Linked DNA regions of Homo sapiens: region 1 is linked to region 2. A link is a loop called in an ENCODE intact Hi-C map of the cell type or tissue named here. Cell type or tissue: heart right ventricle. All regions are shown on one strand. Links, peaks and the distances in the headings refer to the core of each region. The heading gives the core; the rest is flanking DNA.

What was found. A loop is a pair of places that touch in the nucleus more often than their neighbours do. Peaks named below come from ENCODE experiments on the same cell type or tissue, not always from the same donor. Only the 100,000 strongest peaks of a DNase experiment are listed, where the experiment ranks them.
Region 1: a loop joins it to region 2, with 3.0 times the contacts of the local background. A loop is called at or near these places in 71 of 110 quality-filtered maps.

Annotation. Positions count from the first base shown.
Region 1 is chr7:100,678,691-100,681,577 of GRCh38, reverse strand. It overlaps GNB2 (G protein subunit beta 2), which reads right to left. Exons shown (of 10, transcript NM_005273.4): 10 at 2,409-2,883. The coding sequence ends at 2,777. GIGYF1 (GRB10 interacting GYF protein 1) reads left to right here. Exons shown (of 27, transcript NM_001375765.1): 27 at 1-2,071. Among named protein-coding and RNA genes, the nearest start is that of GNB2, 6.4 kb to the right of the region's middle. RefSeq lists an enhancer at 2,221-2,350. In heart right ventricle, for the core only: no CTCF peak of the experiment used is centred there; DNase peaks (open chromatin) are centred at 719, 1,235 and 2,766; H3K27ac peaks cover 1,645 bases.
Region 2 is chr7:100,603,530-100,606,416 of GRCh38, reverse strand. It overlaps PCOLCE (procollagen C-endopeptidase enhancer), which reads right to left. Exons shown (of 9, transcript NM_002593.4): 2 at 2,879-2,887; 3 at 2,200-2,458; 4 at 1,202-1,326; 5 at 605-741; 6 at 1. PCOLCE-AS1 (PCOLCE antisense RNA 1) reads left to right here and starts at 2,379. Exons shown (of 9, transcript NR_038910.1): 1 at 2,379-2,579. RefSeq lists enhancers at 548-637, 648-717, 2,153-2,887 and silencers at 1,436-1,585, 1,766-2,145. In heart right ventricle, for the core only: CTCF peaks have their summits at 1,447 and 1,649; DNase peaks (open chromatin) are centred at 640, 751, 1,576 and 2,246; H3K4me3 peaks cover 2,489 bases; H3K27ac peaks cover 2,368 bases.

The sequences.
Region 1 (2,887 bases), core at 299-2,798, 75 kb before region 2:
TGCACCTTAACTCACCCACCACGAGGCACTTTACAGACTGGGGGAGGGGGTTTTTCTTTTTATTTTTTTTTTTAATTTTAAACGACTGAAGAAAACATTAGGAGAGGCAAAAATATTGTTAAAAACTAGACTCTAAACACCCCTTCCTGCTGTGAGGATAGTGGGTGTGACAATGGAAGGTCCACAGAGGTTTTTGTTTTTTGGTTTTTTTTTTTTTTTTAAGAAAAAAAGATGAAAAATGAAAAAAAAAATGGTTAGGAGGCTGAAAGAAAAAACACACTGTTATTTTGGGGCAGTGGGGACACAGGCCCCGTGGACCTGTCCTGCCTGGCCCCCAAGGCCATACTTACCCCCCAGAAGGCGGGCCATGGGGTAACTGGAAGCTGGGGGCCAGCAGTTTGCACAGGAGGCCTGTCTGAGCCCCACCCGCCAGACCTGTTGTGAGCAGCTCCTGTCACTGAGGCTGGCTGAGGTGTCCGGGGTGGGGCCAAAGTAGCCCCTTGGCTTCGCTGCTTTGGGGGACAGTTGCACAAATTGGACGAGTGGCCCCAGCTCTCTGGCTGCCATCTTGTGCTGGCCGAGTAGACGGGAGGGGCCAAGCCGTGCCAACCTCTCTGGCTGGCAGGGTGGGGCAGCAGGACTCTGGTTCTGGTGAGGGGCGTCTCCCACTGCTGCCATTTTGGGGGACACCCTGGGTTTGAACCTGAAAGCCCCAGCTCTCTGCCTTGCCACGTGAATGTATTCTTTGGGCCACAAGCCCCCGCCTCACCCCTGCCTGAGCTGCCTCACCCCTGTGAGCGGCGGGGGTGGATGATTGCTCCAGAGGCTGCAGAGAGAAGGCTGAGCTGTTTCTCCAGTGAAGGGGGCAGGAGGAGGGGCCTCAAAGGCAAGGAGTGGGTGGCTTTGGGCTTAGGGTTGCAGTAGAGGGGCTGCCGCCCGGGGCCCCAACCTGTAGCCAGCTCGTAAGATGTGGACCACCCAGCTCTGCACCTGACCCTTCCGCTGACCAAATGGGAGAGGAGCAGGTGGCCTTCCGGGTCTGATATGATGCGCTTTTTACCGTTGGGTAAGGTTGGGGTGAAGAGAAGTGTGCGGCTCCTGGGTCAGAGGAGGCTGCCCCTTCTATTGCTCACCCACTTCTTATTCCCGGTCCCCTACTTGGGTTCGTCTCCGCCCATTTTGGGTTTTGTAACAGTTTTGTCTTTTGGGTTTCTCATCCAGCTCCTCCCATTGACCTCATTGCTCAGAGTGCAGTATTAGGGCAAGGCTTCGCCACTGCCTCCCTCCATGAATGTATTTCTCCCTCCTGCCCTGGGGACATGGGGAGTGGCCCGTTTCTTTCCCCATCTAGTCCCAGAAAGATGGTGTTTGGTTTTCTGTTGTTGGATTTTTTTTTTTTTTTTTTTTTTTTTGCACCAAAGTGGCAACTAGGTCAGTGTTGGGGGATCAAGCTGGCCTCGGGGTGGGGGGCCCCCACCTGCCTCTCCCTGGTTCCCACAGTGTTAGCGTCCCTGAAAAGACAATATTCTCTCTAAAGCAATAAGGGGTGACGGGCCGGGGGGAGTGTTTGCTGCTGCTGGCCCCCAGCTCCCCTTCCCTCTTGCCAGGTGTGGGGGAGACTCCTGTTGTGACTGAATGTAACCCCCCCACCCCTGCCGCAGCCAATGCAGGGGAAGGGGGACACTCTTCCTGTCTCTTCTCCCCAGCTAAAGAGACTTTGGACTTAGGGGGCCCATGAGCCTGGAGAGGCCTTAACCCTGTGAGGAAGTATAGGGGGAGCCCTCTCCCACCCCCATCCCCTTCTGAGAGTGGTCAATGTTTACAAGCCCCTGAGCCCCCCTGCCCAGGGACTCAGACCCTGTTGCTGTCCTTCCCCGGCCCCGGTCTTCCTGGGCCCTCGCTGCTCCCCTGCCCTTCCTGGGGTTGGGGTGGGTGCAGGGGTCACCGTGTTCCCTGTCTGCCTTGTACCCACAGTCTCCCCGCCCCCTCTCCACCCTGTGTGACTTCCCTCTCTTTTACCTGCTCCTGTAAATACTCCCTTCTCCCAATAAAACTTGGTGTGTGTTCTCCCGTTCCGCCTCCACTGCTCGTTATCTGGGGAGAGCCATGGGGATGAGTGGCTCTGCACAGAGCTGGGAACTAGGAGCTCTGAGCAGTGCCCGCCTGGTCAGGCTGGCTCTGGTCAGCAGCCTGACGGGGGAAACCATGGTGAGGGCTGCTTATCCGAGAACCTCTGGACGGAAGGCTCTGGGCTGGGGCTTCAGCTTTGCTCTGAGGGAGAGTGGGGACCCCACCCCCAGCCCCAGCTGCCTGGCAGGCCCCATACCTTCCCCACCATCCACCCCCTCAGCAGCCCTCAGGCAACAAAGTCCAGAAACAAGGAGAACACAGCAAGGGCAGAGACCAGGTACAGAGTTGGAATTGGCTCCTTTATGGAAAAACTGAAAATATAATAAAAATTAAAATAAAACCAGTTTTAAAAAAGCCAGCCCCTGGGGTTTCCACCTCCTGCCTCCGGCCCTCCAGAGGGGTGAGGCCCCAACCCCAGGGCAGCAGAAGGATGAGGGCCTCCTGCTCCTCCTCTTCCCCCATTCCATCCCCTTCTTATCTCCACAGTGGGGGCCCCGGGAGGAACCAAACCTGGGTGGGAGGGCAGGGACCCAAGGCCCCGTGGCCCGGGGAAGGGGGCTGGGATTGCGCCAGCCCCGCAGCCCTGGCCTGTAGTGTGGGCATGGGCAGGGCCCCTCCTGGCCTGGGCCCAGTGGGGGTGGGGCCATTAGTTCCAGATCTTGAGGAAGGAGTCCCAGGAGCCCGTGGCCACAGCCATGCCATCGTCGGTGACCCCGAGGCAGCTCACGCGGTTGTCGTGGCCAGCGAGGACTCCTGT
Region 2 (2,887 bases), core at 186-2,685:
GCTGCAGGTGGCCACCGAGCATTGGGGGAAGTGTCAGGGCGGGCGTGCACCACACTCTTCTCAGCCCCATGACCTTTTTTGTTTGTTTGAGACAGGGTCTCACTTTGTCTCCCAGGCTTGAGTGCAGTGGCTCCATCTAGGCTTACTGCAGCCTTGACCTTCTGGGTTCAAGTAATCCTCCTGCCTCAGCCCCGCAAGTTGCTGGGACTACAGGCACGCCACCATGCCCAGCTAATTATTTTGTATTTTTGGTACAGACAAGGTTGCGCCATGTTGCCCAGGCTGGTCTCGAATTCCTAAGCTCAGGTGATCCTCCCGCTTCAGCCTCCCAAAGTGCTATGATTACAGGCATGAGCCACTACCCCTGGCCAGGTGGCCTTTTAACTTCGTCCCAACTTCGCAGAGCCCCAGTCGCCTCTCTATCCGCGGACCCCAGACCCGGGGCCAAATCTCCTCTTTGCCTGGCCTCCAACCTGCTCCCCTCGCCGGTTTGGAGCCCTGGGGTTCAGATCCCGTCCCTTTAGCTGAACCCCGCCCCTCCAAACAGCCGCGTGCGTGCGGTCCGCCGACTCTCTCCCGGACTCGCCCAGGTCCCGCCCCTCACCCCGGGACTGCGTCGCCGCAGAACTTCCCCAGCCTCCGGGAGTCGTCGCTCACGGCTCCGTTGAACACGCTGACCGAGTCATAGCGGCAGTAGGTGTCCGGCTCCAGGTCAAACTTCTCGAAGGTCAGCGCGATGACCTGGCGGCGGGCGGAGGCGGGGACTGCGCGGCGGGACACCCCTGGGCGCCTGCACCTCATCTCCTACTGGGTGCCTGCAGCAGCTCCCACTCCCACCTCCCGCGTCCTCTGGGCCCCCCTCCTGAAGGCGTTCACACCACAGCACGGAGGACCACACACACCCATGGGACCCTGCAGGGGTGTCGGTCGTCGTGGTTGGCAAGGTCAAGTCCTGGCGCACTCACAAGTGACAGGCCCGCGTGTTATACCAGGACCCTGTACCTCGCTCTCCTGAGACTTGTCTCAGTTGTAATTTTTACATTTTTGTTTGCGTGCATGCAGGGGTTGGGGCTGTTTTGGGTGCCCACCAGCGCAAGCGCAGTGCTCGGGACACAGCAGATCTTCAATAAATCTCTGCTGGCTGCAAGCTGGAGGGCGCCGCCTGGGTCCCCTAGGGCAGCCCGGGGAGGAGGGTCGGTACCTGGTCCGGGGGCGCGATGATGTGCCAGGAACAGCTGATGCCCGGGGGGTAATCGGACTCGGGCCAGTTGGGCGTGGTCAGGGTTCCCTGGGCCTTCTCCAGCCGCCCCCCGCAAAATTGGTGCTCTGGGGAGGGGAGAGAGGAGCGGGGGTGGGGGGCGGTGGAGACCCTCGGTCAGCTTCAGGAGAACTCTAGGCTGGGAGCCCCGGCAGGCAGCTCGGATGTCTGGGGCTCAGGATGAGGGGACGAGAAGAAGGGGAGGTAAGATGGGGGCAGGTTAACAGAGAGCGGCCGGGAGGAGCGCGGCTCGGGGAAGTCTGGGGCCGCAGGGCGCACTGGCGGGCGGTGGAAGCGGGAGGAGGAACTGGCTGGACGCCCCCTTCTGGCCCCTCCCCGACCCGCGGCCGCACCGCGCCTCTTCCCCTAGGAGATCCCATCTCCCCGGCCCTGCAGCAGAGTCCCCTTTCAGGCTGGAGAGGGTGTCCTCGACTTGGGGCACAGCCCCCGAGGACCCCTTTAGGGAGGTCCCCGCCTGAAACATTGCAAGGGAGACTTCTGCCGCCAGGAGGGGGTGATGGGACCGCAATCGGGAGCCCAGGGCTGGGTGTAGGGGCCCCCCGGGGTTGGAGGAACCTAGTCCCCCCAGCCCTGGGGTGCCCCCTCGCGCCCGACGGAGGGAGCCCGATTGCGGACGGGGGCCGGCAGTTACTCACCGTCCCAGTAACCCCAGGCCGCCCATTCCACCCGCGGGTCGGTGACCCATTTCCGCCTCGCGCCTGGGGGGGGCCCTGGAAGAGGGATGGGTGGGTGCGGGAGGAGGGGAGAGAAGACGGGGAGGAGGGACTGAAGGGGCGGTTAGTGAGGAAAATGGGTCAGGGAGGTAGGGGGCCCTAGGCACTGGGGCGCGGGGTGGGCGGGGCGGAGGTTAGGGCTGGGGGCGGGGCTGCGGCCGGGGCGGGGCCTGGAGGGGGGGAAGGCGGAGGTGAGGGAGTTCTCACCAGTGCCCGAGGTGGCCCGCCCGCTGTACCAGAGCAGGAAGCCTCGTCCTCCTGTGCCCTCATCCGTCGTCATCCTCAGGGTCACCTGGTTGCCGGGGGCGACTAGGGGCGCAGGCCGGAAGGTCCCACAAAAGCGTCCGAGCCGCTGGCCGGAAGTCCCAGACCCAGCGAAGACCTCCAGAGCATCGTAGCGGCAGGCGGGGTGCAGCTCCAGGTCGAAGACTCGGAATGAGAGGGACACAGTCTGGCCCTCGGGGACCTGATAGCGGGGACAGAGGCGGGGACCCACAGAGTCAGGCCCCACACAACCCAGCCAGAGGGCAGCTCCCCTGCCCCAAGCGTTTCTTGCAGAAACGGACTGAATGGGAAGGGGCCTCCATGTGAGTGCAGAGCAGAGGGCCTGGTCTCTGCAGCTCTGCTGGTAGCCTGTGCAGGGGACAAGAGCTGAGGCTTTGGAAGAGGAGGGAGGGCCGGGGACTGGAGAATGAAGATTTGAGGGAAGGGTTAAGATGATGCGTGTTACGGTGGGAATGATGCCTTCAGTGACAGAGGGAAGACACTTGGAGCTGCCCCAGGTTGAGAAGGTGGTGCGGGGGGGACGGGGGGGGGGTCCCTTCGCAGTCAGGCCTTTTTGCCTCTGAGACTTTAACAAGGGGTAGTGCCCAGAGGGGTTTCTCACCGTTATGGT